Linked DNA regions of Mus musculus: all the other regions are linked to region 2. A link is a loop called in an ENCODE intact Hi-C map of the cell type or tissue named here. Cell type or tissue: left cerebral cortex. All regions are shown on one strand.

What was found. A loop is a pair of places that touch in the nucleus more often than their neighbours do. Peaks named below come from ENCODE experiments on the same cell type or tissue, not always from the same donor. Only the 100,000 strongest peaks of a DNase experiment are listed, where the experiment ranks them.
Region 1: a loop joins it to region 2, with 5 times the contacts of the local background. A loop is called at or near these places in 2 of 42 quality-filtered maps.
Region 3: a loop joins it to region 2, with 8 times the contacts of the local background. A loop is called at or near these places in 2 of 42 quality-filtered maps.
Region 4: a loop joins it to region 2, with 12 times the contacts of the local background. A loop is called at or near these places in 2 of 42 quality-filtered maps.

Annotation. Positions count from the first base shown.
Region 1 is chr15:68,650,566-68,658,565 of GRCm38, reverse strand. No RefSeq gene overlaps it. Among named protein-coding and RNA genes, the nearest start is that of Gm25987, 17 kb to the left of the region's middle. In left cerebral cortex, no CTCF peak of the experiment used is centred here; DNase peaks (open chromatin) are centred at 3,313 and 7,942.
Region 2 is chr15:68,573,681-68,581,680 of GRCm38, reverse strand. No RefSeq gene overlaps it. Among named protein-coding and RNA genes, the nearest start is that of Gm25987, 94 kb to the left of the region's middle. In left cerebral cortex, a CTCF peak has its summit at 6,911; DNase peaks (open chromatin) are centred at 1,996 and 3,306; H3K27ac peaks cover 917 bases.
Region 3 is chr15:68,710,480-68,718,479 of GRCm38, reverse strand. It overlaps the pseudogene Gm7859. Among named protein-coding and RNA genes, the nearest start is that of Gm49415, 41 kb to the left of the region's middle. In left cerebral cortex, no CTCF peak of the experiment used is centred here; a DNase peak (open chromatin) is centred at 3,904; H3K27ac peaks cover 1,680 bases.
Region 4 is chr15:68,749,933-68,757,932 of GRCm38, reverse strand. It overlaps Gm49415 (a long non-coding RNA gene), which reads right to left and starts at 2,647. Exons shown (of 3, transcript XR_003951645.1): 1 at 2,014-2,647; 2 at 1,180-1,292. In left cerebral cortex, no CTCF peak of the experiment used is centred here; DNase peaks (open chromatin) are centred at 2,902 and 3,306; H3K27ac peaks cover 4,259 bases.

The sequences.
Region 1 (8,000 bases), 77 kb before region 2:
CATCCCAGAGTCAAAAACTCTGACCCAAGATTGTTGCTGTCTAAAAGAACTGCAGAGACAAAAATGGAGAAGAGCCTGAGGGAAAGAAGGTCCAGTGACCAGCCCAACTTGGGATCCAGCTCAATGGGAGGCTCCAAGGCCTGACACTATTACTGATGCTATGGTGTGCTTGCAGACAGGAGCCTAGCATGCCTGTCCTCTGAGAGGTCTAACAAGCAGCTGAAAGAGTAAGATGTGAATACTTACACCCAACCAGTGGACAGAAGCCGGAGACCCCTGTGGTTGAATTAGGGGAAAGCACTCTAAGAAGCTGAGGAGGAGGGCGACCCTATTGGAAGACCAGAAGTCTCAGCTAACCTGGACTCCCGAGATCTCTGACACTGAGCCACCAACCAGGCAGCATACAGCAGCTGATATGAGGCCCCTGGCACATATAGCAGAGGACTGCCTGGTCTGACCTCAGTGAGAGAAATAGCGCCTAACCCTACTTAAGGCCCTACTTAAGGCCCGAGGGAGTGGGGAGGTCTGGTGGGGTCGGGGTGGGGGTTAGGGAAATCCTCTTGGAGATAGCGGAGGAAATATAGGATGAGGAACAGTCAGAGCGCGGACTGTGAGGGGATAAGGACTGGACTGTAAAAAAAAATTTAAAGAATAATAATTTAAAAAATAGAGTAAGATACATGTTCAGGGACTGGTTGGACAGAAAAGTTAGTTAAGTGCTTGTCTAGCAAGTACAGGATGAGAGCTCAACCCCAAACTGACATAAACTAAGATGGGTGGGGTAGCATTCTTGTAATGCCAGCCCTGGGAGGTGACACAGGTAGATCCCAGGAGCCTCCTGATAGATCAATCCAACCTATTCAATCAATTTTCAGTCCAATGTATCCTTGTCTCAGAAGCCATGATGTTCAACACCTAAAGAACAGGACTCAAGTTTGCCCTCTGACCTCCACAGACATGCTCACAAGTGTTTATCTTCACACACAGGAGACACACATTAACATATAAAGCCATGGTACACAGTGTTCCACATCACATTTACCTTTAAGCCACTCCAAACTTTGCACTTCAGAGTTACTTGGGTGTCATTTAAAATACTGTATTGCAAGGGGACAAAGGTCCAGAAAGTCTGTGAGGAAGCCCCTCTCTCCCAATCTGAAATCCTGTCATTTATCATGTATAAAAAGAAAGAACTTCGAAGCAATGCAGCTGGGTTGGAATCCTGGAACTTGAAGTTTCTGAGTGGGCTACAGTTTGGACCAAGAGTCATGCTTTTTTTTTTTTTTTAATTGTCCCAAGGATGTTATTATGTCTTATTTTTGTGATATTTGCCAAGACAGGATAGACGTGTTTTGTTTGCTCCTCAGTGAGAATTCAGATTTCCTTAGCAGATTTTGGTTGCAGGGCACCACAGAGCCATTAACAGCAGCAGGTGGGGGAATAATAATAGTTTACACATCTCCAGTGGTAGTCAGCTTTCTACGCATTACCACCAGCTTTATCACACAGGGGCTTGGCAGCAAGTCTGAGAGAGGCAGAACTAGCATGTCTCTATTTTACAGATGACTGGCTCTCTTACTGAACGCCTAAGCTCAGAAAATGACCCTCTAGCATCTTGCTGGGCGGGCCAGAATAAATATGCAGTGCTTTGTAGCTGCCATGGTTTAGGATTTGAGAGCCGCTTCCAGTACTCCTCCCGAATGCTATGTGGTTGAAACATAATCTTCAAAGTTTGTTGCTATGGGGCATTAATTTAAAGTATGTTTCAGATCCCTTCTCGGCCTTTTGGCTAAGATCAAGTGTCAAGTATGTTTCAGGAGCCTCTCCTCCTCCTCCTCCTCCTCCTCCTCCTCCTCCTCCTCCTCCTCCTCCTCCTCCTCCTCCTCCTCCTCCTCTCAACTGCTGCTATGTTCACAGTGTCCCTAGGAGCTGTGGCTCCTGCTCTGTACAATTTTCTCAACTTCACTGATACAGATTCCAACAAATTCAGGCTTCCACCACAATCCCAGATAGATAGATTATGTTTTATGTTCCGGAAGTTTTGTTCTTATTTTTGTTGGGGGGGGGTGGGGGACAGGGTTACCTGAGGGGTTTTAGCACCTCAACATTAAGGAAGAAAATTAAACACTTTGCCAAGATTAAATCATATTATGAAACTCCTGCCCCCAACTCTCCTAGAGGACAGTGCACTACTTCAGTGGTGACGTCACCCCTATAACTTAAAGCACTAATAATAGATGTTTTTTTTTTTTACCTTAGAATTTTCTATGTGTTAGCTGTGTACAGTAGTTGTTCATGTAAACCTGCCTCCACCCTACTCCTGAAGACCCTGTAGGGGTGATTGATAACTAGCGTGTCATTGTCAAAGTCTTGAACAACCATTTCTAGTCCTGCATTCACAGTATCTGTTTCTTGGATTCCATTGCCCCGTAGGTCTTCTCAGCCCTCTCTGCCTGCTAGATTTTCATGGATCTTATAAGTTTTAGCTTAACCATCACCTCCTGGTAGTCAGACTATCCTTGCTCTTACCTCATGGACCTATTATTCTGTAATAAGAAGTAATGTTTAATACTCTTCAAGTATTGTAACTGTGGTTTATTGTTATTTTATTTTGCATATCTTTGATTTATTTGAACATCCTGCCATATATTCAAATTTTCAGGATGTTTTTCTCTTTTTTGTTTTTCTTTCTTTCTTCTTCTTCTTCTTCTTCTTCTTCTTCTTCTTCTTCTTCTTCTTCTTCTTCTTCTTCTTCTCCTTCTCCTTCTCCTCCTCCTCCTCCTCCTCCTCCTCCTCCTCCTCCTCCTCCTCCTCCTCCTTCTTCTTCTTCTTCTTCTTCATTTTATTTTTCTTTAACAGAGTCACACTATATAGCTCAGGCAGTCTCAAACTTGAGACACCTTGCATTGCTTCCCCCATGCTGGGATTTCAGGTAAGTGTCAAGGCACCTACTAGAGGTGCAATTTTGTTGAATTGTTTAACTATATTCTCTTCACATTATTCCAAGTAATGATACCTGACCTCTTCTTGTTTATATTCAAACATTACTCACTCAAAAGAAAGTTTCTGCTCATTATACAATTAACGACACATATTCTGCTGTGTTGTGTTTTTTATCAGTTGTAAAAATTGAAACAGGAACTCTTTTATATGATGTCATTGGATCATGATGGGGCTTCACAGTCTTTTTTCAGGGATTTTTATGGAACTCATTGTCTATCTCCAAATCTTAACACACTCTACTGTATTTTTAAAATTTCTCAACAGCAGGAAACACCGCCAACTACTTCTTCAGAGTTTCTGTTACTGTTTTACTGGATTTCCTTCTATATCCTGGCTACACTTTCAGTCTCCTTTGCCAGTTTCTTCTCCCACTCTTGAATGTTAAGATTCCTGGACCTCAACTTCAGTTAACTTCCTCTCCTTCCCTGAACTTTCTCACCCAGTGTCTTAACAACTCCTGGAGTTTCAAGTATGATTTATCACGGATGCGTTCTATCAGTTGTCTTTCTAGAAACCACCTTTCCGTGCAACTCTAGACTCATGAATACTATGATCCACTTCATAGCTCCTTGTAGATGTCCAGTAGTCATTGCCGAAATTATCAAAGCCAAAAGGAGCTCATTCTCTTCTTCTGTTGCCTGATTGATCCCCTCAGGCTATGATAAAGAGAGTCCAGTGGCACATTATGGATTGCCTTGCATGATGAGAGATTATATTAGGTACCAAAGTACTCCCTTCCTAGTCTTCTGCATCTCAGTGAGACCACAGCCTTCTCCAGCAATTGTCAGTTTAGATACTGGCTTTCTCCTCTTCTGCACTTCTGTATCCAGCCCATTGGAAGGTCCTTCTAACCTCTAACCTCTATTGTAAGGACCTTCCAAGCTATTGACTTGTGTCCGTTTCCATTGACACACCTCGCATCCAAGGCCTAGCTTGTCACAGACTAGGAAGGTCACCTTCTATGCTTTCTCCCTGCTTCTGCTCTTATCTTCTTGAAATCAGTCCAGAAACAACAAGCAGTCTGATTAAATAAAAATTAAAGCATGTCACTCCTCTTCCCAAGCTCCTACAGTGATGGATAACAGGCTTCTTCTTTGTCCAAACCCCGGGCTGCTCTGTGCTTCCACACTGAGTACATCTTGACTTTGCCCCACTACTCTGACCTTGTACTGACAACTCTAGTTTCACCCAGTAAAAAAAAAGTCTCCTTTAAAAAAAATAAAAACCTTAATGTATTTAATGTATTTAAGTTGACATATTAATAATAACTTCAAGTATATTTTCTAAAATTGTCCTGAAGTTCAAAATAGAGTTTCTCAAGCTCACTGACAATCAAAAAAAGTTACAGTTGACCATTGGGAAACCAAACCAATTGGCTTAAACTGGTACCAAACCATCTCAACGTGGAAGTTAGGAGTTTTCACATGATGCCTCAGCTGTCTCTCATTTTGTTACTTTTTAGGTAAATTGTTAAAGGCATCATCCACAGCTTCCCATACAGAATTAACTGAAGTTAATCTGACATTTGCTCTAGATCTTCCCTTCAATCAGAGACAGACTATTACAGCTGAAGCTCCAGTCTTGGGGTCCTTTCCCTTGTATCCCTTTTACTTCCTCGACGTAAGACTCTCAACTTTTCATATGTGAAGGTATTGCTTCTTCCATATATTGTTATCTAAACACTTGACCTTTTTATTAGTAAACACTGTAACAAGCAGCTGAGAAAGAATCCTCTTACACTTAGATTTCAATCTCAGAGCAATTTTCAATCCACTGTCTGCCTGTCTTGGTGTTTGTTCTGTTGCTGTGATAATAAACTCTAACAAAAGTAATTGAGGGAAGAAGTGGTTTATTCTAGCTCTCATGACCATGTTAAAGTCTAAATTCGTTACTTTTCCACTGCTGTGATAAAACACTCTGACCTGAAGCAACTTAAAGAAGGAATGGTTTGTTTGGGCCATGATTCCCCAGGGGATCAAGTCCATCATAGAAAGGATAGCATGGAATGGGGGCAAGATCTGGAAGCTGACTGATGACACTTTTTTTTTTAATCTGTACATAGGAAGCAGAGAGAGAGGAAACAGAAACCGGAGCAAAGCTATATAATCCTCCAAACCCACCTCCAGTGACATACTTTCTCCAGCAAGCCGGTATCTCTTAAAGTTTCTATGAGCTCTCCAAACAACAACAACAACGAGGGACAAATGTTCAAATATATGAGCCTAGCTGAGGCATTTTTCATTCAATCTACTACACCATTCATCACTAGGAAAATACTGGCAATCAGGAGCCTGGCATAGATGGCTATAATGCATCCATACAGAGTCAAGAAGCAGATAGAAATAGTTAATGCACGCATGCCTATACTCAGCTAAATTTCTCTGTTCTTATCCAGTTCAATATCCCCTGCTTAGGGAGTGGTGCCACTCACATGAGCTGGTATTCCCAGCTCAATATAATATAACCATGATAATATATATAGATAATATATAGATAGATAATATCAAGATTAATATAATCAAGATACACCCCCATATGATAACATGACCTAGACAGTCCCTTATGGAGACACTCTTTCCAGGTGATTTGAGATTTTGTCAAGTTGCCAATTAAAACGAGCGACCACCTTCCCCAATTATTGGCTCTATCCTACATGACGCACAGAAACATAAATCACTAATCCTGCTTTCCTCTATTGTAGAAATTTAAATGTTATCTGTCTTACTATTTTTTAACAAGTGTCAGAATAAATTTTACACTTCATATTATGCTTTTTATAAATACCTGAATTTATTAGCCCAAATTACACTCACCTTGTTCTCCCTTTCTCCCATAAGTGCAACCACACTGTTCATCCTCTGGGTTGCTTTCATTCCTTGGATTCTTCTAACCTTTTTACCTTTGTGTGTTTGTGCCTTTGTGCTAGCTCTTCCCATGGCCGGGACCTTCTCTCTTATGGCTTTCACTGGATTGATGGTCTCCTTCCTCCTGTTGGTTAGGGATCACCTTAAGTTACATGGATGAAAAGTTGTTCTCTGATCTCCACCCCTTCTTCTGCTATTCTAGCTTACCCTTTCTAGCCTGGTGATGAGATACCATGACTTCATTGATAAACAAAAGGCTTATTGTGTTTCCCAGTTTCAGGATGTGAGTCTATGGCCTTCATGATGGGGGGAGCATGGCAGCCGGCAGGAACAACACTGGAACTGAGAGTTTATATCTTTATCTGCAAGTAGGAGGCAAAGACATAAATAAGAATGGGGTGGGCTTTCAAAACCCTAAATCCTATTCCCAATGACACATCTCCAAGAAGGTCACATGAACAAATCCTTCCCAAACAGTTTTACCAACTGGGGACCAAGCAATCAAATATATGGGCTAATAGGGGATGACATTCACAGTCAAGTCATTACACATTCCATTACTGTATTGTGTACACCCAAATCAGGACCACCTAAGCCTCTATATCAAATCCTACTTGGCTTGGTTTTGTAAACAAAGTTTTATGATAATTCAGTCACTCCTATTTACTCTACAGTTGCCTTCCTGATCTATCTGTGAGATGAGCCATAGTATCAGAGACCTTGAAGTCTCCAAAATCAAAAATATTTCTTCTCTGGCCCTTCACGGAAGCACAGCATCTGTATCACTAGACATTGTTCTGGCCCCCTTTTGCTAGGAATTAAGCTCCATAGAAACAGAAGCTGTCTCTTATTCTCTTAGTTCATCTGTGCTGCTCTAACCAACTACTATAGACTACAGGAAATATGTGGAAGAGATCTTTATTCCTCACAGTTCTGAAGACTAGAAGTACAAAGTCAAGTCCCTGACATTTGCTGAGAATTGCCCAAAATATACAAGATAGCCTCCTCCAGGGGGAGTGAACCAGTATCCTCCTTGACAGGAGGCAGAATAAAAGACTCCTGTTAAAGTTTTTTATAAAGAAACAGCATTAGTATATTCATGAAGGCAGATCCATAGAATGTTCCACCCTCCAATACTATTATTACATTAAGGACTGTTTCTAATACATGAATTGGGGCAGGTGAGACCATAGAACTCTGTTGATGTTTGTTTATTTATTTATCTGGTTGGTTGGTTTTGAGGGTTTTGCTTTTGCTTTTGGTTTTATTTTTTGAGACAGGGTTTCCTCTGTGTAGCTGTGGATGTCCTGGAATTCTCTCTCTGTAGACCAGGCCGGCCTCAAACTCAGAGTCTCATCTGTCTCTGTCTCCTGAGTGCTGGGATTAAAGACATGCACCACTACCACTTGGCTCCTATAAGATCATTCCTAAAAGAGCCTGGTACAACAGATATGCCCCTTCAAATATTCATACCAGGAGAATATAAAGTACTTTGAGGAAACCCTCTTTTAGACCTTTGATTATGTTTCACTGTGGGGAAGTCACAGCAGCCGGACATTGACATAGTTGATCATATTGCATACATACATACTCAAGAAGCAGAAAGTAATTAATGCATTCATGCATATCTGCACTCAACTTACTCTCTCACCCTCATACAAAATGTCTAAGGAATGGGGCCATCCATAATAAGCAAGACTTCCCATCTCAATTGACATAAAAAGACAATTCCTCATAGACATGCCCAAAGACTAGGATAATCTGGATTGTAGACAAAGTGACTATAGTCCATTGCAACTCCCAGACAGGAGTCTTTATCACTCCTTGACATGTGCCTCTGTCGTGTGACTGCAGCTCCTCCCACAAAAGACAGCAAAGCCTCTTCACCAACCCTTTACTTGATTTAGCTACAAGACAACCTCTGACAAATAGATAAAATATAAGCAAGTATGTGCCTGCTTCTTGTCTAAGGTCACGAGTTTCCATCATAACCACACAGGGCACATCAGAGAAGCCCTCTGTTTCTGGATAATAAAAGACTCCTGGAGCAGAACCAACCACATCAGCCAATCCCAGTGCATTCAGCTGACTCATGGCTAACACATAGATGAGGGAGCTAAATAAATGTTTCTT
Region 2 (8,000 bases):
GTCCATGGTTGCTTGGCCCATACACTTTGAGTTCAGCATCATGGCAGAAGAAACATGTAATATACAAGTTTCTTTAGCTCATTTTAGTAGGGAGAGAAATAGAGAAAGGAATGGAGGAGACAGAATATGAGAATAGGGGATGAGGGGCAAGAAATCAACCCTCTCCCCCAAGAACAGCCCCTCTGTGGCTTTTCTTATGAATATAATAGTGGTGTTTTTCCTTATAGCTGAATAAAAGTCCTTTTAAGACCACTCCAAATGATTTTTCAGGAAAGTGACTCAATGAATGAAAGAACACATAAATCGCAATTCTACCATTTGATGATTTCAAACTTCAGGGAAACTGAGAAGTGATGGAGGAAATTTGGTGGAAGAAAAAGAAGGAACATAGGTTTAAAACATGGTGAGTTCCTCAAACATCTTGTAGATTTAAAGAATCTTTATTTAATCTGAATTAAAGAATTCAGACCTCTGATAATGAGAAAAAAATGTAAATATTCGAGTCCCCATTCAACAGTAGTCAACCAGATTGTACTGATCTACTGTTGGGCACATTTAGCCCAGATCCTACCTAATAGGTAACACAGAGTTATCTGACTAAAAGAGTTGTTAGTGAAAATTATTTTCTCCACATCTCTTTCTTTAGCTGAAAAGCAAACACGATAGGATACACGTATTTTTCTCCCACACTTGGCTGTTTTCTATATCATGTGCTAATAATTTCAAATAAATCTGACCACATAACAGTCCTACCAATCTTGAATCTCAGTGCTCATGATTGTGTGATGGATAACTCAATGATCAGACTGCAATGAGAGCCTTTGTGGATGCAATAATAGTTTTCAGAGAGTTATGTATGGAAAGGAATGGAACAGGATAAAATAGGTAAGATAGGGTGGGTAATATGGAATAATAATAGGATTTCTCGAATGGGATGGGGTGGGATTGAATTGGATGAGATGGGATGGGATGAGAGAGGATTAAATAGATGGGACAGAATGGAACAAATGGGACGGGATGGGATGACATGGGATGACATGGAACAGTATGAGATGGGTCAGATGAAAGGGAAGGAGTAGATTAGGGCTTGAAGAAATAGAATGAAATAGAATAGAATTGTTTTTGTATGAGATATAATACGTGGTATGGAATAGTATAAATGGAAAGGGACTCAGTAGGATAGGATGAGATGGGATTGATGGATGGCAAGAAACAGGATGGGAAGGGGTTGGTGGAGTGAAATGCTGTGACGTGTGTGATGTGATGGGCTGGACTCTACCCTGGGTTTGACTAGTATTTTTCATTGTCTGATCATTTCCAGATCAATACAAAAACTTTCTCAAATCACCCAGACTAAAGTAATCCCTATTGACATGCCAAGTGGCTTGTTTGTTTGTCTTGGTTTGGTTAGCTTTATAAGATATATGACATATAAAATGGTATATATTTTTATTAGTTGTCTGCTCTCTTTAATAATTATATAATCATGCTGTGGTCATGAAAGCACCATGAGAGCAGGAATCTTGTCTGCTTCTTCACTTCAATTAGTTAATATTAACATATAAATTAAGACAGATAAAAGACCTTTCAGCTAAACACGCCTGAACTCAACCCTAGCTGAATAAACATAAAAGAATTGCTGTACTTAATTTAACATTGATTTCCTTACTAGTGAAATGAAAATGATAATTTCTGCCTCAGGATTATTACAAAGGTAGAAAGAAGAGCAAGTAGCACACAAAATGTGTCTGACACTGAAACTTTCAACAAACTTCAGTTATGGAGTAAGCAACTAATCATAGGAAGCCATACCCAATGGGACTCTAGAGGCCCCATCTGCATCAGCTGAGCTCCACAGAGGTTTCTGCAGAGCACATGTGTGAGTGGGCTTAGTGTAGCACTTCTGATGCAGCCCAGCTGTCTTAGCAGCTCCATGCCCTTTCTCTTCTTTGAATGACTGGAACTCCATCTGTAGCCCTTCTAGTACCGTGCCATGGCTTGGGGGTGGTACAAGAAGGGACTTGCCATTTGGGGACATATGCTGTTAGGTTCTTAGCCAAGTTTCACCCACCCCTGAGAATCAGCACTTCTAGACTGTCTGACCATCCTACTTCTCTGCATCATCTGCCTCTACCTCCCACTAGTTGGCCCTCCTGTCCTTAGTGCGCAGGCATTGTTAGCTAGGTAAGAAGATGATGTCACACAAGTTTTTCTAGAGTTTCCTTAAGAAATAGAGTGTTGGGAAGGGAGTCTGAGACCTACATTCTTTCTTTATGTCTCTTCCATTGCTAAATAACTTATCCTGTTTAATGGGACAGCCAGAATTCTCACTCTGGTGTAACCCAATATCAAGGTCTCTCTTTGGTCCTTGGCTACATTATGATCTTACAATGACTAGGTGTATAAACTCCTTAAGTACAGTTTGGATACAATCAGTGGCTAATGACAAGATATGATTAATCAATGGACAGAAGTTAGAATATGAGGCAAAGAAGGAAAGAGAAAGGGCAACAGGACATGTGAAAGCTATCTAAGCCTAATGTTCAAGAACAATCTAGAGACCTTCCCATGGAATCAGCATGTTTCTTCTGAGCAGAAATGTGGCAAATGGGCCCAGAACATTTATATATTAAACTTCTGGCTCATCATAAAGGCATGGAGCTTTATGAACCTCAACCAGATTTCTATGAGTCTCCTCCCTCATCAATCTTGCCTCTTGCTTTGAGTGAGAGTTCCCTGCCTGCTGCCTGCTAAAGCCCTTTGCCTTGCTTTCCTTTGTTATCTTTAACTCTATGACCCAGGCCATATCTAATGCAGATATTCATGAATATGCAATGTGCAATGTTTTCTCCTATCACAGATCAAAAAGGACCCTGTAGATGACTAAAGTCCAAAACACAGCATGACACCTGGTCTCCTCTCTTTGGATTCCTCTTTGAAGCCACGGAGACTTAAAGAGAAAAATGTTCAGTGAGTCCAGATGTGCAAATCAGAACACCCCACGGCCTGAAAATTTGAGGATCGGGCTTTCCATTCAAGAAAGCAATCCCTTCTTTCCCCTCTTTGATCTTGTTATGTACAGATAATTCTTAGAACCCTCATCCTTAAGTGAGGGGGAATAGAAGGGAAAAAACTGTCTCTGACATCTTCAGCTGAGAAGAGAGTTTAACTCCACCAATGTTCATATGTCCCATGAATCTTTTTATATTCCATCATGTCTAGACACAGGGGCAGGTGACTCACTCTAGCTGTCGTGGGAATCACCCAAAAGATGTGAATTTAAGCCTCCACACTTAGCATAGAGGACCCCCCTCAATCTCTTCATTACTGTTGTCTTGGCTCATCCCCTACCATCTGTCTTGCTATTTATACTTAAGTGCTCCTAGGCTTGTAGAAAATGCCTGCAGTCCACAGTCCCTGCTGGTCCTAAGCTTGGGTCTACTCATCCTTCCTTCCAATTCTTTCCATGATGGATGCCTACCCAAACACCAAGAATGTTTGCCCATACTACCACCTCTACAAAGCCACTCTTCCATCTTTCAGTCATACTTGACTAAAGGCCTACATCCCACAGCATGTAGGTGTAAGTGAAAAAGATTTTGTGGGTATTTTTTAAATTATCAATTAAAGTGTGCCTTTCAAAGAAAAATTTTCAATACATAATATTTGTATTAATTCTTCTGAATTGCTTGCATGTATAAAATATATTTTGACCATATTCACCCTACTCTTCCTACCTCCTCAAAGATCCAACTTTCTACCTACTTTTTATTTTCTTAAAAAAAAAAAACACTGAGTGCAGTTAACACTGCCCATATATACATAAGATTCCCATGGTCCATCTACTGGGGACCATGCACTTAAAGAAAACAAACTCTACCTCCCCTGGACCATCACCTGTTAATAGTTCTGACAGAAATAAAACTGATGTAGGTCTTATATCCATCCCATAAATCCCTGAAATTCTTATATTTGTCAAAATTCAGGAATCTTTAAAACCAATGTTAAAGGCTTTATTGCATAGCTTTGTATAAACTGAAAGACAGTCAACCATATGATAGGGAGGAAATGAGACTTCTTCCTCAACCCTTCAGCTAAATTCTAAATGTTCTATAACAAATTGTTTCATGATCAGTCTAAAAAGATATGACCATTGGCATAATGGCAACACAAGTATTACAGAGGTAACTACCTGCTGTCTGGTTGAATTTAAGGTAAACTCCATAGGAGGAAACAGGCCTACTACAGTAAACTTGGCCAAAAAACCCAAAACATGGAGAAATTATTTGGTAGATTAATTAATCTAAGTGCTGAATAGCATTGGTTTTGAGCGTCCTCCCCATCCTGGCCATATCAGACATAGAAGTTGTCTAGAAAGTCACAACTGGCAGAAGCCTGGAGCTTACTCCTCTAAGATTTCTGAGATTGTCTAAGGACAGTGATCTTTCTATGGTGGGAGTGGGTGGGTAGATGGGGAAGCACCCTCATAGAAGCAAGGGGATGGGGGATGAGATAGAGTGTTTGTGGAGAGGAAACTGGGAAGGGAATAATTTGAAATGTGAGGGAAATAAGGGAAAATGTGAATTAATGGATGGGGGCTAAGTGGGGTAAGAGAAGGCAGGAATAGCAGAGGAAGGAATGTGGGTGGAATAAATAATATAAAGGATGCTTCAAAGGCTATTATGTAAATATACTATTTTCTATGCTTCATAGCTACATGTATCACATAAAAGAGTTCTATTGGAGTAATCCTACAGGTATAAAGCTCCTGTCAGAGCCAAACATAGCCAAATAGCCCAGTGCCAGATGTGGGATGTCACCTCACTCCTTGAGCTGTCAGTGAAGGAAATTCTTTTCATCCCCACAGAAAAAAAAATATAGGCTGCTTTGGGTTTCCCACCTGAACTTTTCTGAAAACCATACATGTTGTCATATTTCTCTATCTCCTCTCCTACCAAGATATCATCACAGAGGCAGGTTGCACCTTCCCTAAACACGAAAAACACATCCCAAGGAACATCTGTGGTCGACCAGCAAGCCACTGCTGCATCTGTTTCCTCTGAACTCCCACAAAGACTGCCACAGGCATTGTGGTGCACTCACTACCAGGGGCAGCATCTCTATAGACAGAAAATCGAAGGGTACCTGGAAAACATCACTTTTGTGCTTTCAAACCCAAGCAAGATTCTGGGTTATAGAAATCTTGGAAACCTCATGATAACTTCCCATCCTCCTCATTATGCAGAGAAATATCAGAAGATATGAAGGAGGCTGGGGAAGGATCCACAATTTCCAAGAGAATAAACACCATAGCTGTCTTTTATGTCCTGTCTATATTATGCAGTTTACAGGAGGCAAACCTACAATCACTTGTGTAGTAAAACATGACGAGAACACTGATATCTGAATGAATGGAAAGGAAGGTGCATACAGTTGACAAAGTTCCCATCCCCGCTTGGGCATGCAGCACTGAAAGATGAATGTTAGGAACAGGTAGTGTCCTCACTGCAGACTCATGGATCCAAAATATTCCTATCAAAGTCTAGAGTACATGTAGCTAGAGACGAAAGGCAATTAGCCTGAAAGAGAAGGTCATTGGCAAGAGAGGATTGCTAGTGTGAAAAGTCCATTATCTTGATAAACTTTGACCTTTCCTGGTTTGCAGCATAGGACTGGAAAAAGTTAGGCTATATATGAAAAATTCATTCTTAATACATGGACTGAGAATGAAATCAATCATTGGGGGATGCAGGATAATAAAGCTGGCAGGGGAAGAAAGAAGAGAAGAACAATGCTCTACTGAAATGCAAAGTCTGAAGAAAGCTGGTTTCAAAAGCATAACATTTACATTAGGCACACAGTAACCAGGATTGTGGGTCTGGCTCCTAGCTTAGGGAGACACTGGTGGGTATGCTCTGGCATCATGACAATGTACATGGTGGGAGATGTCTGTCTTGCAATAAATGTTGCCACTGTGAGGGACTCTAAGTCAGACTGTCTAAGTTGGGAATGTAAAAGGGAGGCTTCAGGACATAAACAATAGTATTCCTAGTTCAAAATGGAACCAATGGTGTCAGTGTTTGGAAGTTGATTATGGGATGGATCCCCGGGTACGGCAGTCTCTAGATGGTCCATCCTTTTGTCTCAGCTCCAAACTTTGTCTCTGTAGCTCCTTCCATGGGTTTTTTATTCCCAATTCTAAGAAGGGGCAAAGTGTCCACACTTTGGTCTTCGTTCTTCTTGAGTTTCATGTGTTTTGCAGATTGTATCTTGTATCTTGGGTATTCTAAGTTTCTGGGCTAATATCCACTTATCAATGAGTACGTATTGTGTGAGTTCTTTTGTGATTGGGTTACCTCACTTAGGATGATGCCCTCCAGGTCCAACCATTTGCCTAGGAATTTCATAAATTCATTCTTTTTAATAGCTGAGTAGCACTCCATTATGTAAATGTATCACATTTTCTGTATCCATTCCTCTGTTGAGGGACATCTGGGTTCTTTCCAGCTTCTGGCTGTTATAAATAAGCCTGCTATGAACATAGTGGAGCATGTGTCCTTCTTACCGGTTGGAACATCTTCTGGATATATGCTCAGGAGAGGTATTGCTGGATCCTCCAGTAGTACTATGTTCAATTTTCTGAGGAACCACCAGACTGATTTCCAGAGTGGTTGTACAAGCTTGCAATCCCACCAGCAATGGAGGAGTGTGCCTCTTTCTCCACATCCTTGCCAGCATCTGCTGTCACCTAAGTTTTTTATCTTATCCATTCTGACTGACACCATTGCATACACTAGCAAGATTTTGCTGAAAGGGCCCAGATATAGCTGTCTCTTGTGAGACTATGCTGGGGTCTAGCAAACACAGAAGTGGATGCTCACAGTCAGCAATTGGATGGATCACAGTGCCCCCAGTGGAGGAGCTAGAGAAAGTACCCTAGGAGCTAAAGGGGTTTGCAACCCTATAGGTGGAACAACAATATGAACTAACCAGTACACACTCCCCTGCCCCCGAGCTCATGTCTCTAGCAGCATATGTATCAGAAGATAGCCTAGTCGGCCATCATTGGAAAGAGAGGCCCATTGGTCTTGCAAACTTTATATGCCTCAGTACAGGGGAACTCCAGGGCCAAGAAGTGGGAGTGGGTGGGTAGGAGAGTGGGGTGGGGGAGGCTATGGGGGACTTTTGGGATAGCACTGGAAATGTAAATGAAGAAAATACCTAATATAAATAAATAAATAAATCTTAAGGAAAAAAAAAGGAACCAAAAGGCAGGAGCAGAGAGCTGATACCCATATTGGTCTTGGATCTGCCATGAAAGGGAGGATGTGAAGGGTACCAACTGCTTGTATGATTGAAACTTACCCCAAAGACAGACTCCATCACCGATGCTCCCTAAATCATACTACCTGAAGTGCAGGTGGTAGATATGATACGGGTATTAAGATGTTGTCACCCCAATAATTGTGAATAATTTTGAGAGTGCCATCCATTGTAAAAGATTAAGACATCAGAGACTAAGATGAGGCTCATGTACATGGAAATGTGGAAGAAAACAATGTAAAATGCTCTTAAATGTACAACTTGATATGCCAAGGCATGTTGATATCCATGGGAGATCTCACCTTCTCTGAAACAAAAGGCAGAAGGTCATAAGGGGAGGGAAGCAGGAAGGGAGGGGCAAGGGAGAGGGAGAAAAGGAGGGAGGGGAAGAATAATTTTGAATAAATTAAAGCAAAAACAAAAACAAAAAATGTAGAACTCTTGTTAGGGATTCCTGTTTTAGACACCTGCTTGCTCACCCACTTCCTGGAAGAGTTAAAAACAAAGAAGTAGAAACAAACATTTGAGAAATGAACTTAAAACAAAGACATGCTTGTTCTCAATCATCTGAGGAGATTCACGGAGAGTCCTACAGGACACTTGAGGAAGCTGTATAACTTTTGGGCACCCTATGTGTCTGAGAAAGAATCCTTTAAAATACTATGCTATAAGCTCTC
Region 3 (8,000 bases), 140 kb before region 2:
TTCATACCACAATTCTCTGGTTGCAAGAAGTGAGTAGCTTAGCCTTTCCATGCCTTTCCATCAAAATGTATTTCATCAGGACAGGTCCCAAGAACAGTGGAGCCTATGTTCAGTGAACTGAAACCTTTGAAACAATGAGCTAAAACAAACCTCTCCTCTTTTAAGTTGATCTCCTTAGGTATTTTGTCATAGAGATGAGAAATGAATTAATATAGTGTCTTAGTCAGGGTTTCTATTCCTGGACAAAACATCATGACCAAGAAGCAAGTTGGGGAGGAAAGGGTTTATTCAGCTTACACTTCGATACTGCTGTTCATCACCAAGGAAGTCAGGACTGGAATTCAAGCAGGTCAGAAAGCAGGAGCTGATGCAGGGTCATGAGGAGACTTACTGGCTTGCTTCCCCTGGCTTGCTCAGCCTGCTCTCTTATAGAACCCAAGACTACCAACCCAGAGATGGTCCCATCCACAAGGGGCTCTTCCCCCTTGATCACTAATTGAGAAAATGCCCTACAGTTGGATCTCATGGAGGCATTTCCCCAACTGAAGCTCCTTTCTCTGTGATAACTCCAGCCTGTGTCAAGTTGACACAAAACTAGCCAGTACATATAGTATATGCAATTATAAACATTAAATTTTTTTTCATATATTCTGAACACACTCCCCACATTTTATTTCCTTCCAAATCCTTCCTGCCTCTCCAGTCATCCAACTCTTTGCCCTTTCTTTCTCTCTTTAGAAAACAAACAGGAAAACAACAACAAAAACTATCCAGCATCTTTAAAAAAATAACAACAACAACTTTTAAAAATAGACAGTTCTTACTTCTGAACCCTACTCTTCTCAAATTCCTGACTCACATTGCTGCAGACTGCCTCACTCAGGAAGACCTTCGCAATGCAGTGGACAGAAGGAGCTTGCAATCATTGCCCACTGCCTTCTAAATGCTGAGCACCTAAAGCACAGGGCTTGCTCATATCCCATCTGTAAGCCCTCTGCACCTCAACCCTGCTGAGCATTACAGGTACTCAATAGAGCTGCCAAAATTAAATATATCAAATATAACAAAATGTGGCTTTTGCTAACTCTTCATTGCAAGAGAGAGAGGAGAGAGGAGAGAGAGAGAGAGAGAGAGAGGGAGAGAGAGAGAGAGAGAGAGAGAGAGACTGAAAACGTGACCTTGCTACATTGTGGTATGTCTGTCAAATTTGATTAAAAGAGTAGAGGCAACTGCTCACTGCACTGTTTGTCCTGGGACCAATTTAGCAGCACCCCAATGTTCTTGTTTCTGCTTGCCCAAAATTTTTGTCATGCATAGGTTTGAATATTCCACACTATGAACAAGTGCCAAGCCCAAATCCCAACTCTGTCACATGGTTGCTGAAGTCCTTGATTAAGTATTTGTTAGAAGCACAAATAATAGATCCGAGGTACCATGTAGCCTCCAACAGATAGAGCAGCTCATATGGTTGAACAAAGATGGACTCCATGTGGCCCTGAGAGTTTCCCACGTGTAGCCTCCTTCTCCAGCATAACACTTTACCCTCCACTTGCTCCAGTGTCTGTCAAACTAGTCAGCTCAGTGTTCAGCCGACCAGCGTCTGCACAAAGAGATTAAATGGGGTTTGGGGAACAGGGAGATTAGTTTCTTCACACTACCATCATACGCTTACCATCACAGTGACACAAATCCACAGGAGCAGTCCTGGCCAATGTGCCACATAAGTGACTTGCATAATCCCATGTTAAAGCACAGAGTAGATGGTGCCCACTATCTCAGCATTACATTTTCTCTACTACAGCTTTTAAAAACGCTTTTATAAATTGTATTTGTTTGCTATATGTATTGGTGTTTTACCTGCATATATGTCTGGTCACAATATGCTTGAGTTACAGATGGCTGTGAACTGCCCTGTGGCTGCTGGGAATCAAACGAGGGTTCTATGGAAGAACAGTTAGTGCTCATAACCACTAAACCCTAGATCAACATTTTTTTTCCTGTTTCTGTTATATTTATTCTGAAAACGTCTGAAGAGTATTTTTATGAGTGGGTTCTCAGGTGTGTTAAACGGAGAGAAGAACTATCTTTCTAATAGTTTTTTCTAAACCACACTGAACTCACAGTGAAATGCTCATCATGTGATGGGTTCAGTTCCTACATTTTGTTCTTTAAATCTTTGTGACAGTGACTCTTAGAGTGAAAGTCAAAACAAACAGAGCACATTAGGTTGTTGAAATGGGATTATTAGATCTAGAAGGTTTGACTGGCTGGGTCACTTCATGAAGGAAAGCTTCCCTGGTATGTCTCTGTAGCCTAACGTGAGGACACATTCTATCTTACCTAGGCCAAGATCTCTAGTGTTGGGGGTTATTTGTTGCTACAGGATACCCTAACCTTATCCTAACTATCACATAAACACAATGTTTATTAAGCGTCTATGAATGTCGGCTTTGCACCAGGCATTTAGGATAAATGATAACACAGTCACTTGTCTGTCTTGTTTTCATTTAGATAATAAATGAAGAAGCTCAGGAGCAAGCAGACAATTACTGCCCGGTGTGATAAATACTCAACAGCAATTTGCTCTGAAAGAGTAGAGCACAGCCTTACTATGGTCTGTGGTCAAGCAAGCTTTCTAGAAAAAGTAACATCTGAGCAATATCTGAAGAAATAATACTACTTCGGAGAGGAGGATGGCTGTTTTAAAAATGAAGTGATGGCGGCGGCCGAGCGGGCATGGGGAGCAGCGGTCGGTGTAGCCCGGCTGTGCAGGTGGTTCTGTCATGTAGCGACTCCACACACCTTTAAGAAACAACCTCTGCACCAATATGTACGGAGACCACTTTTCCCGCTGCGCGCATCCTTGTGTAACATGTTTATTCAAACACAAGACACCCCAAATCCCAACAGCTTAAAGTTTATACCAGGAAAGCGGGTTCTTGAGACGAGGACCATGGATTTCTCCACCCCTGCTGCAGCTTTCCGCTCCCCTCTGGCCAGGCAGTTATTCAGAATTGAAGGTGTGAAGAGCGTCTTCTTCGGCCCAGATTTCATCACAGTCACAAAGGAGAATGGAGAGTTAGACTGGAATTTACTGAAACCAGACATTCATGCCACAATTATGGACTTCTTTGCATCTGGCTTACCCCTAGTGACCGAGGAGACGCCTCCGCCTCCGGGAGAAGCAGGCTCTGAGGAAGATGACGGAGTCGTGGCAATGATTAAAGAACTGTTAGATACTAGAATACGGCCAACTGTGCAGGAGGATGGGGGCGACGTGATCTACAGGGCCTTTGAAGATGGCATTGTGCGGCTGAAGCTCCAGGGCTCCTGCCCCAGCTGCCCCAGCTCCATCATCACCCTGAAGAGCGGGATTCGAACATGCTGCAGTTTTATATTCCAGAAGTGGAAGGTGTAGAGCAGGTGATGGATGATGACGAATCAGATGAAAAAGAAGCAAATTCATCTTAAATAATCTGCATTTTCTTTGGCCACAACCATTGGACTTATCTTTACTGATCCTGTAATTATAGTCTCTGCTATGGAAGTTTATTAATAAAAGGTTTCCAAAAAAAAGTGATGTGCTATGTAGCATAATGGTATGCCTTATGCCATGGTCTGTCCTTAGTACCAGATGTCGTGTCTCATCTTAATTTTCCAGGGATTTTTTTCTTCAGTCTAGCTTCCACCTTACCTGAATTGTACCAAGTGCTGTCGTCCTCCCTGAAGACTCAGTGTCATCTTTAGAGACAGTACAAAACAGGTGTGAGTCATTCCATCTCGTGACTTAGAGAATGTGTCTAAGCTACTGAGTCACAGAGTTGCACAGGCACAGAACATTTGGATGAAAGACCAAAAAGAGAAGGAGGGAGAGAAAGAGAGAGGAAAAAAATTCTCTTCTTGGCACACAAGATATCTTGAAGCAAATTTATAGCAGGCTGTTAAATTCAAAGCCTCTGGCAAGTGCCATGAGGTAACACATGAGAAATTCAAATCCAGATTCCCAGTGGTAAAACTGAAAAGGAAATGTCAGGGCGCCTGTCCAAAGAGCCTCATCCACACTGCAGTTGCAACGAAAGTCAAAGTGACGGAGAGAGGAAACCTGCAGAGATGTCTGCAACAGTGCATTTTGTGCATTTTGGCCTCTGTGGGTCACCCCAAAGCTCCAGGAAGTATTTCTTACATTGAGATCCACTCCTAACCAAGGGACCACAGAGAAGAGGGCCAATCACCAGTTTCTTGATGGAGCCTGCTTAGAAACCTAGGGTTTCTTGGAGCAAAGGCCACAGGAGCTTTTTCCAGAAACCAGTGAGGTGACGTGTGACATTTTTCATTGAGAGATGGCCAGAGAAGGTACCTTGAAATTAATAATATAAGTTGTGGTGAGATGTCATTATTTAAAAAGTCAGAATTCTAGCAGTTAATAAAGGAAGGGAAGGAGACATCTTCCAAAATGCAGTTGCTTCTATCTGGTGTGGGGGACTTTCAGAGGCTTTTGTAAATGTAAGATGTCTGAAGTATCCAGGAATGTCAATGGTTCTGACAGATCCTGCAGTGACATCCAAAGCAGATCTTCTCACTTGCCCCTCTCCTCTCACCCCTTCCAGTCCCAGAGAGATAGAAATGGAAAAAGAAGTTGTCATTCATTAAACAGTTAAAACACAAGTCAGATATTGAGAAACCCACCACAGAGGTCCTACCTTTCCCCACCACAGGCTCTTGCAAACTTATCTATGCCCAAAAGAATGAAGAAGACTCACTATAAAATCACCCCATTTGGGCTAAGATCTTTGAGTGGGCACTGGAGTACTAAATCAAGACAATGGCTGGAACTTAAAATGGCTTAAAAAGCTATGAGTGAGTTTGCATTGTTTTTATTAGGGGCATGAAAAGGTGGACCTACTGCATAAATTTCAAAGAGGTGACTGGGGAAAGCAATAGAGGGTTGCTTTAATTGCTTTTTCAAGCTGTGCTTTTTTGACCTGCATTTTATGGATGCTATTTCATCACTTATAAGCAGCAAGGAGCAAAGATCTCTCAAAATTACTTCAGCATAAGAAATGTTAAGCGTGTATCAATTGTACACTATCCATTATCCTCCACTTAGGATGTGAAAGTCCTTTGTGTTTTCCTGATTTTAGCTGCCTTGAGTTGCTAGTGAAATATAAAAAATATCTGTCAAAAATCTCTTTTGAAAAAAATGTATATGTGATTCTTCATGTGGGCACGTGTGTGTGCAGGTGTAAATGCATGTAAAGGGGGGCACAAGCACATGATGGTTCTAAGTCAACCTTGAGTGTCCTTCTTCGGTAGCTGGTTTTTGTTGTTTGTTTTTGATTAACAGTTCTTCGTAGATTTTGTATATTGAGTCTTGACCATATTGACCTCTTCCTCTACTCCTTACTTGTGTATATCCTTTGTTATCTACCCAACTTTGTGTCCTTTTTAGCCCACAGATTAATGCATCTGGGGTTCAGAGATAGGATCTCTCACGGGGATGTGGGTCTTGAAGATTAGGCTAGCCCATATGATCTGTGAGCCCCAGAGGTCTTCCTGTCTCCACCTTCATATCACTGAGCTTCCAAGCACACATACCATGCCTGGGTTTTATGTGGGCTATAAGGGCTTAAATTCAGATTCTTGTGCTCCCACGGCAAACACTTTATGGACCTGAGCTATATATTCAACCCTATATTCTTTGTAGTTAATCTTGTTATCACTAACTCTAACACCAAGATGATAGGGACTTTAGTGTGTCAACCAGGGATTCTCACCCAGGTAGGTTTCAAGAACTAAGTCCTAAGGAATGAATGCAGCAGAATGAGAAAATTATGTTATAGACAACTGCCTCACTCCATCCTGGTCCACTCTGAAGGACTCTGTACTTGACCAACTGCGACAACTGAGATATAGCTGAGTCCTCTTATGTGTCCCTCTCTTAACTCTCTCTTACTACATGAACATTGAAATAGAAGCAGGAACAAACATATATCATACACATATACACATGTATGCAAATGATGCACTCATGCCAACATACATGCATGTTCGTAGACCTACACATAAACACACATGCATACACAATGATAATGCAAAAACCACCTCTCTCGCCTTAAAGAATGGTTTATTCTAGAGTCAAATTTGAGTGACCATGACCCAGGACACCAATTTAGTTTACTCTAAATTCCATGTTTCAACATGGGAAAAGTTTCACAATGTTTTATAGTTTTCAGACCAAAGACCAGTGTAAAATACATTGTTAGCTATAGCAGAGGGGTAGTCACAGAAAGGAAGGTTTCAGCACCCTCAGATGCTGATGCCATTCTTAACTTTGGGACTGGTAGAAGGTAATGGTTGGCTGACTTAAGAGATTCCAAAAGGATTTCTGTCTGTTTGTTTTGGCTTGGCTTTTTAATCTATTAGTCACAGAGTTGGTTGAGGAATGACTATTCATGGGGCTAAAGCTAGTTTAAGATAAAATAATTAGTTCTGGGCCTTCACCATCACAATCTCTCCACATCACCATAACTGTAACCAGAAAAATCAGCCTTGCTCTACAGACACAGCTTTGTCCCAGAAACTTTTGTTGATGACACTCATTCATACTCATGTACACATACATGCATGTGAACGTGCGCGTGCACACCCCCCCCCCCCTACACACACAGAGCTTTCTCCTCTTTACAACATCAGAAATTACATCGGTGTCTGGAAGGGAATGGTTGATTTCTTTAAAAGTTAAGACTTGAAGCCGGGCGTGGTGGCACACGCCTTTAATCCCAGCACTTGGGAGGCAGAGGCAGGCGGATTTCTGAGTTCGAGGCCAGCCTGGTCTACAGAGTGAGTTCCAGGACAGCCAGGGCTACACAGAGAAACCCTGTTTTGAAAAACCAAAAAAAAAAAAAAAAAAAAAAAAGTTAAGACTTGAAAGGAAGGGTATTTGTGGTTACAGAGAAGAGCAAAACACATCTACCAACATTCCAAACCTACATTGCTTTATTAAGCAATTTTTCCTTTTCAACAGCGCCTCTCTCTCTCTCTCTCTCTCCCCTTCCCCTCCTCTCCCCCTCCCCCTTTCTTTCTCCTACCTCTCTCTGTGTTTCCCTCTCTCCCTTCCTTCTCTTCTCTCCCTTTCCTTTCTTCTCTTCATTGCCCAAATTCTCTACCAAATCCCTTCTCTTTATATAACTTTTGCCTCCTTTGTCCAAAAAAGATCCAGCTTCAGCCCCACCTGGCTACTTTAAGGTTTTCTCTACCCCTTGCAATTTCTTAGATCATCCCACATAATGTGTAAAAGGTTATCTCCATCCTCTTTTCTATATGTAAGTAAAGATTGCCAGTGACTCCACTAATTTAGTAAGTCTGAATTACCCAAACCTCTTGGATTTTAGTCCTACTAACAAACCTATATTCTCTTCTCCATCCATTCTTGTCAATGATGCACTGTATGCATGGCCTCACATTGAATCCAAACTGTATAAAAAAGATATGGTAACTCATGGAAGCCAATCATTTTTTCACATTTTCATGTGAGTGTAGGTTTGCATGTGTGTGGGCACATCCATATGTGTGTGGGAAAGCAGGTATCCATGTTAGTATCTTCTAAAGCTGGAGTTATATGCAGACCCTCAAACTTAGGCTCTCATGCTTGCACGGCAAGTGTTTTGATCACAGAAGCATCTCCCAAGCCCTGGCTTCTTATTTTCAGTGTGTACATGGCACTTAAGAATTAAACACACAAAAATCCTATTTCTTTTCTTTTCTTTTTCTTTTTTTTTTTTTTTTTTTTTTTTTTTGTGACAGGGTTTCTCCGTATAGCCCTGGCTGTCCTAGAACTCACTCTGTAGATCAGGCTGGCCTTGAACTCAGAAATCTGCCTGCCTCTGCCTCCCAAGTGCTGGGATTAAAGGCATGTGCCACCACCGCCTGGCAAAAATCACATTTCTTAAAATCACAATCCTTTGTTATCAGTTGGAAGAATAGAACGAATTTTCAAACTG
Region 4 (8,000 bases), 180 kb before region 2:
AGAAAGAGGCTAAGACAAAGAGAAAACACTTAGAGCTCAGTGCATTCCAGTTTGTAAACTCCACATAGGTTTGAAAAGCTTACTCTGGCTTTGTTGTGCAAAAAATAGTAGAGGGAAAGATTGGAAACAGGGTGGAGTCAGGGTGGAAGATGCTCGTTGCTTAGGCCAACATGCTGACCATAAAGAGAGACAGAAGTAGGTTCTGCTGGAAAGCTATGGGGAGATGAGCTAACAGAACTGAGTGGCTGGCTAGATGAGAGTGAAGAGAAGCATGATGTGATGGTTAATCTTGATTTTCAACTTGATTGGATCTGGGATCAAAAAGGGCAAGATTATAACGAATCCCCCCACCCCAGGCCATCAGCACCAGTTTGCGACTGTTGAGTCATCCAACTGAATGGAATGAGTAGCTAGTGGACTCTCAGGCTCTCTGGTGTGAAGACAGCCAATGTTGGACTACCCAGTTTCAAGATATTTCTTGAGCCAGTGTAATAAATCCCCTTTACAATGAATATCCTTTCAATCCATTTTCTTTCTCTAGCAAACCCTAGGTAGCAGAGAGGGCCTCTGCATGTTTGCATTAGAAAAACAGCACTGGTATTCACGGCAACTGAGTGCATCCAGGCAAGAGTAAGCTGGGATGGAAGTATTTGGAATAGTTGATTATTGACATGTTGATGTGGCTTGAAAGCAGTGAAGATGGTTAGTAACTGAGTTATTCTAACCCAGCAGACTGTCTTCATTCTACAGGAAGGCCAGAGTGCCACAGTCCTCCAGTACTGGTTCTCAGTTAAAATATATAGATTCAATATTCAGAGAGAACAAAGTTATAGCAGAGCTAAGGTATTAGGGCAGTAAATGGTCATTAGGTAGTAAGGCATGGTAATACATCTCAGGGGCTGAGTGACAAGAAGCAGTAGTCATAGGAATACAGCTGGAGTTTAACTCCTTATGTTCTCACCCAGTGGCTTAGGCTCTTATGATTATGCCATTGAGTTAATGATAGCATACAAGCAATATAATTGACCTTTGATGCCCACAAGGACTCTAGTGGGTGGCAATGTAATGCCACATCAGAACTCAGAACTTTGGAATAAGTGTTTATAAAATATTAAGTTCCAAGTCTATTTAAGGCATGTAACATACCAGACAGGTGTGATACTCGGCACAACTACTCACCATTGCTGTATTAGGCAGCAAAAGGATGGTCTGGAAAGATGATAGCTGGCGTTTAGTTCTACTTTGTTAGTCCATTAATCCATCTCCTTGGGTTGCCCATAACCAAATGGTACCTGCAACATTAGTGAAAGCTGTTAGGATTAATTATAGGCCCATGTACATAAACCGGGAAAATCCAAGTCAATCCTAGAAATGAAGCAGTTGAAACAGAAGTGCCCTGTTTCCTCCAGTTGGCCAGTGTGAATAACCTCAACTAGGAACTGCCAGTGTAGACACAGACATTGGCTACCAGGTCAGGGGAGGCTGTTGACAGTGAGACAGTATATACGCCACAGCACATCGTGCCACTTACTGTCCTTGACTTAACTCCTTCTGGAATCATTTTGCTCTTGGTTTTTATCTGGGCCTGTAGTTTTTTAGTTTCTATTCAAAGTAGTGACTTTGTCACCTGAAATTTGAAAATCCATGGCCAACTTTTTTTTATTAGATATTTTCTTCATTTACATTTCAAATGCTATTCCAAGAGTCCCCTATACCCTCCCCCTGCCCTGACATGGCCAAATTTTATGCGTGTGAAATTTCATTTTTCTTGCACCTTAGTGATCAAACTACATGCATAGAATTGACATTTCCCTGCCCCTTGGAATTCCTTCTGATGCCCAATTTCCAGGAATGGAATCTACAGATTGTGTGGTCACACTGAAATCTGTAGATACAGGAAGATGGGTTACAGTAAATGGCACTCTCAGAATGACAAGGATCAGAAGAAGACAACACAAGCAGATTGTGGTACTGAATTATGGCAATGTTGAAGCACTAAGAAGATGAACTTACCTAACCAGGTGTCTTCTATCCACAGGAGAGAGGCATTCTCTTCAGACTGAATGCCAAAGTTACATAAGCTATGTAGAGCAACGGGCACATGCCATACTATTTTAAATTAAAGATTCTCTATTGCCCAAAGGCCATGTTTGAGACACATGTTTGAAACAAAAACTACAGGAAAAATGACTTAAGTAGATTTGAAATATCTAACAGTCTATACTCCAGAAATACATCTATTAATTTTACATATGTGCATCAAAAATTCCAGAACAACCTGAAGTGGTATATAGACTTGAGGAAAAATAAATAGTTGACAGGTCTTAGTCTTGTTAAGCCTTCTCAGAGTCCTTTCCTTGGAGGCAAGATTGGCTTTTGATTCTGGTGCCGAGGCTTCATACCTAAGGTGAGGAATATGTTAGCTACTGCAATGGAAAGGAGGGAGCAAGCATGCAGCCAGGCAGCACCTTGTAGAGCAAATAGGGAACTGACATTCTAGAGTCTAAAATTAGAAATTACATCATGCTCTGGGGATTCCATCAGACTGGTATTTGCTGCATTGTCATCACTTTCTGAATAGTCTTAATATTCAGGAAATAATATTCTCTGAGGAAAAGCCAGCATCAAGGTCAAGGTCTTCAGTGTGTCCTGTCTCCCTTCCATTCTGCCACTTCTCCTTTATCACATCTTGCCAAAGCTATTTATGTCTGTGGAGAGTTAGCAGGAAGATCACATATTGTACAGAGAATGGGGTGTTAAATTTATGCAAAGGGAAGCAATGTGTTGTGGCAAAAAATTATTTATTGCATGGCATCTCCCTTGAGGGTTAGTCTCTTGCTAGAGTTTTAAGGATGGCAGCTCTATATTTGTCTTGTGGCAGAGCCATCCTCCTGCCTGACGCCCACTGCCAGTGCCAAGAGCATTTATGTAAAGTCGTGATGCAAACCTGCCACCTTTGGGAGGCACGATCTGGTCTAACAGAGTGTGTTTCCTCAGAGTCACTTGTGTTCTGAAAGGGGTGCGTTTTCAGCCAGCAAGGAGGAAAGATGAGAAAAGTGTTGGGAATCCTGGAATCATCACACATTCCAGTAGACATTTTGTTGAAGTCTGAGGATTTTAGGAAGTGGTGTGCTGTCATTTAGTAAAAAATAATTTAAAAAAAAAAAAAAGCTACATGCCATGTCTAACCCTTGCTAGTATGGGTCTTGGAAAGTTAGTTGACAACTATGAGCTTCTTGTCTGTTGCTTAAATTTGAATATGAAACACACTTCCAGGCTCATGTTTTTAAGGTTTCTTCCCAGCCAGTGGTGCTATTTGGGGAGATTGTGAAAGTTTTAGGAACCATGTAGCAGCTTGTGGAAGCAGGTCATTGAGAGAGAGCCTTCGAAGATTTCCTTGGCCCCCAACTTCTGCTGCACTCTCTGCTTCCTGGTCTGGAGCTATGTGAGCAAGTCTTGACACAGATTTCCACTGCACTGAGCTCACCTGCTCCACCATGCCTTCCCCACCACCATAATGAATGAAGCCCTTTGAAACCACAGCACAAGCAAACCACCCCTCCCTTACACTATCTCTGTCAGGTCCTGCAGTCACAGCCATGCAAATGATAGGGAAAGAGCACTCCTTCTCGTCTGTACTGTGCTGTGAGAGGTGAAGCTCTGTGTCACAGGAAGATGCTAGATTTGGGTTCATTTCTCCTTCCACCTTTAATAATATTAAATACTAATGTAAAGATGATCTTCTCCTAGGAGCATATGACTAACTCTCCTTAAACAGAGATAGCAAATGCTTGGTACACATATCCACACCTTCCTCCTTCCTTCCTTTCACCCGGCATTTCTTTGACTATACTTCTCCTTGAAGACATTTCAGGAGTCTTCTTGACACGGTGCTTCAGGTGATCACGAAAAGTCGGAGGAGATATAAAGTCAAGCACTTCTCCATCTGTGAGCCACATCATGTTCATAAATTATTCTGTTGATTAGTACATCAGGAGCGTGCAGATGGTTTTAATGTACATTAAATGTACAAATGGCCCTCTAGGTGCTTAGAGGACAAGCACTTGTGAAAGATGTGCCAACATATTCTGATTCACACATTGCAATCACAGAATATCGATCTCTGTTTTGGACATTAATATCCCACAGCATATGTTCTTAAGAGGACAACTGTGTCAGCTCATCTTCAGCTTCTCTGGCATGTCCAGGGTCATTGCTGCTTAGGAAGGCAGTATGCATCAGAGGTGAAGGAGCGAATTTTATGGTAAGATCACCTCTGCTTTGTCTAAGTTATATGAATCTGGCTAAGTTAAATAAGCTTACTGAGCCTCGGTTTCCCAATTTGTACAAGGAACACAATGAATGCCCAATGCCAGGCCGGTTGTGAGGATTCTAAGAGATGGTTCAGGTAAAGGACAGAGTAAAGCCACAGGCTTCTTATCTTCAGCTGTGTTTATTATCATTACTCTCATTGCTATCATCACTATCATCATCATTGTCATACCCAATAACATCAAAACAATCAGCACTAATATCACCATTCAGTTCATTATTACCATCTTCACAATCATCATTACTGTCATCATTATCACCAGTATGACCATCATCATTACCCTCATCACCCTCGTCTGGAATTCCATACAAAATGGAAGATTCCAAGAAACCGAAAATAAGTCTACAGAATAATAAAAAAGAAGCTGGGAAAAGCAATGCAACAGAGCACTTACTTGGCATATCCAAGTAGTTCAGACAGAGTTGACAATGTAGTTGATGATACTATAATTCTCACATATTGGCTTCCCTGTCCTTGGAAGCTTCTTATCCTGATCACCTTATGGTTCCTCCCTCCCACTTACTCCACTAGACCAAAGTAAAGCATTTGTATCACCATGGACCTCCCACCGAAGAGCAAAAGCAGAGGCTCAGGTCATCAGGAGCAGACATAAATAAGCAACAACAACAACAAAATGTTTCTTATTGGAAATCACAGTGATCTTGGGTCTGTTGTTACTTTAATAGAACTTGACTGGGCTAAGGTGTTGGTATTTCATCCTTATGACCCATAATCATTAGCCATACAAAGGATATGAAAGAGTTCCTTCTCATATAGAAATTTACTCTGTTAATAACAGCTATATGGAAAACAGAGAGGAATGCCTCAGAGGGTACTGCACTCCATAGCAAAGGAACTATCTAGAAGATGTATTCCTGTATTCACATCTCCTCAGTTTTTAGGAGGAAGTGGGTCAGAGATCATCATCAGGACCAGTCATTGAGTTTAATGTGCTGATATTTACTAACTCAGGGAAAAGATGTATCATACACATTGTTTTCAAACATACTTGACCACAGAACCCAACACATCTCACCAGTAAAATATCACTATCACTCTGCAAAGAGCACCACGTGGTAAAACTGCTTTTTATAAAACATATTTCAAGAAATGCTGTGTTGACAGCCTCATGACTGGAACTGGGTTTGGGTGACATAGTATCTCAGAGGGGTTTTATAGCTCTAAGGGCTTTCTGGGTTAGTCATGATCTGAGCCCTTAAAGAGGATGCCGAAGATGCATTTGCAGTATGGAGGCACTGATGTGCTGGTTACAATGGAGAATTTGACACTCAGGATGAGTGCATCTGAATCTGGCTCCCCCCCCCCCCTTTTGACTTTCTATTTTATCTTGAGAAGCTCAACTCATCTACTGCTGAGGATTCACATCCTGATAATATGTCTAATCCTTTTTGCAAAGCCCATATCCACATCTTTTAGTACTGCCTTTGCGCAATCTTCCTACTTTTACAAATCTTACATACTGGTGAAATTCTGGATTTTCTAGCTCTGTTCAGCAGATATTCTTATTTTTCCCTCATAGACTTTTATCTTTTGACTCATTGACTATTATATTCTTCAGATTTATCTTCCAGCTCTCTAGTCATCTTCTTCAGCTGTGTCTAGCTTGATATTTGACTAACATGGTAGATTCTTAAATTCAGGAACTCAATTCTTACTGTCTAGTCATTCAAGTTTCTTTTTCTGTAAAGTAATACAGCTTTCTTTAAAATGTCTTATTGTCTCTTTATGGTTACTGCTTTTTTGTTCATTTAATTAATAGTTTTAGAATATTCCTTTTGTGTAGTCCCTTTGGACTGTTCTGTTGTCTCAGTGTCTTGGAAGTGTTGGGTCCCCTGTTAACCATGATCATTGAAATTCTCCTGTGGTAAGCCATTGCTCATGTAATTTGTACGTGCTTTTGGTTAATTCATCTTCTGAGAAAGCTAATTTTGTCTTGTGGGAAATGTATGCATTTGAGGAGTAAATCTGTGCTTCTAAGCACTTTGTTTTGTCTCTCATCAAGGGCTGCAGGGATGCTATAACACAAGAATCATGTTTTATACTAATATACTGAGCTGAGATTTCTGAACTTGCATTATGGAGTCCATTTTCCAAATTCACCTGCACTGAAGGGTTGGATTCCGCCCCCATAGAGCACTGTTTGAAGAAGTACTTCCTTTTTAATTCCTACCTTCATAATTGCATTTTTCTATTCTATTTCTTATTAAGGATTTAGGTTCTATTCTAAATTTCAGCTTTCTATAGCCTCAGTTAATACTTCTTGCCTATCATAAAGTGTAGACTATGTATATGTGACATTACCAGGCTAGGCAAATTAAATGTATTTTCTATATTCATTGCTGTCTTCTCTCCTCCAAGGGTGTCACACTCTCTCAACTGATTCTCTATTGTGCTTAGTAATTTTCCTTACTTGGAAACTAAAGTAGAGTCATCCACTTTATCTTTTAAAATTATTATGCTTTACTCATTAATTCTGTTAATTCATGATATAGCTTCAGCATATAAGATTCTGCATTATCTCAGACTGTATACTAGTCAAGATTAGAACAATCTACTCATTAGTCTCTTATAAAACTGGTTCAACATTTTGTAATTCATTGGCTAATATTATGATAAAATAGATCATTATTTTAGTGAATTCAACACACTGTAAAGTATTAAATGCTCAATAAATATTGGGCATTATTATTTTGCTATTAAATACATAAACACTTGGAAAGTGTTAGAAGATATTTTAAAAAACAGTAGTGGTCTTTTCAATCAATGATTTCTAGTTTTGTTTTTGTCTGTCTGTCTGTCTGTCTGTCTGTCTGTCTGTCTGTCTGCCTGTTTGTTTATTTGTTTGTTTGTTGGGTTTGCTGTTGTTGTTTTGTTTTGTTTTTACCTAAAGACAGAGTGGGATCCTGGGAAGAGTCATGGGCATTCTTTCTCTAACACCTCTGAAGTCTTGAGCACAGACATGTGTTTGAAATTGTGTAGGTAGATTTCAGTGGCCAAGAACTGAGTGTGCAAATCCACTACTTTTCGTCAGACCAAACAAGAGTTGAAGGATCTGACCTTAGGGATTTTGTGAGTAATAATTAGACACAGAGGGACTATGATAGCAAGAGAAATATCAGTTTGAAAGAAGGGTAGCAGAGAAGGATCTGTGTTATCAAGGCAGCCTATAAAGGAGCACAAAACCCACCCTGACTTGGGAGTCCTGTGGATTCTGATCCTCACTCCCCTTCTCTCTGTGGTCCTAGCTTAGGAGCCAGGAAAGAACTTGGGGTAGAAGTAAAGTTGGGCCCTTGCATTAGAAGCATTAGAGACCATACACAGCAATAAATGGGCATGAAGAGAATTAGTAGGTCTTACTTAGCCATGATCCTTGGCACCCAACACACTTTCCCAGCTACTGATTAAGGCAACGGTTATTTCATTGCTACTGTTCACCAGATAGACACTCTTGAGCCTCCATCTGAGGTTCGCTTAGACATTCACTTTGAGGGCCTGGCTTCTGTATAATGTTGGATTTCATCTCTGGTTCTAAATGATATAACTTGGTGGTGCTTCAGTGTCCATTTCTCTTTTCTTTCAGCACTCTGAATTCTGAAAGGCAATTTCCCCCATGTCCTCAACTTGTATTTAAGCCACAACTCATTAT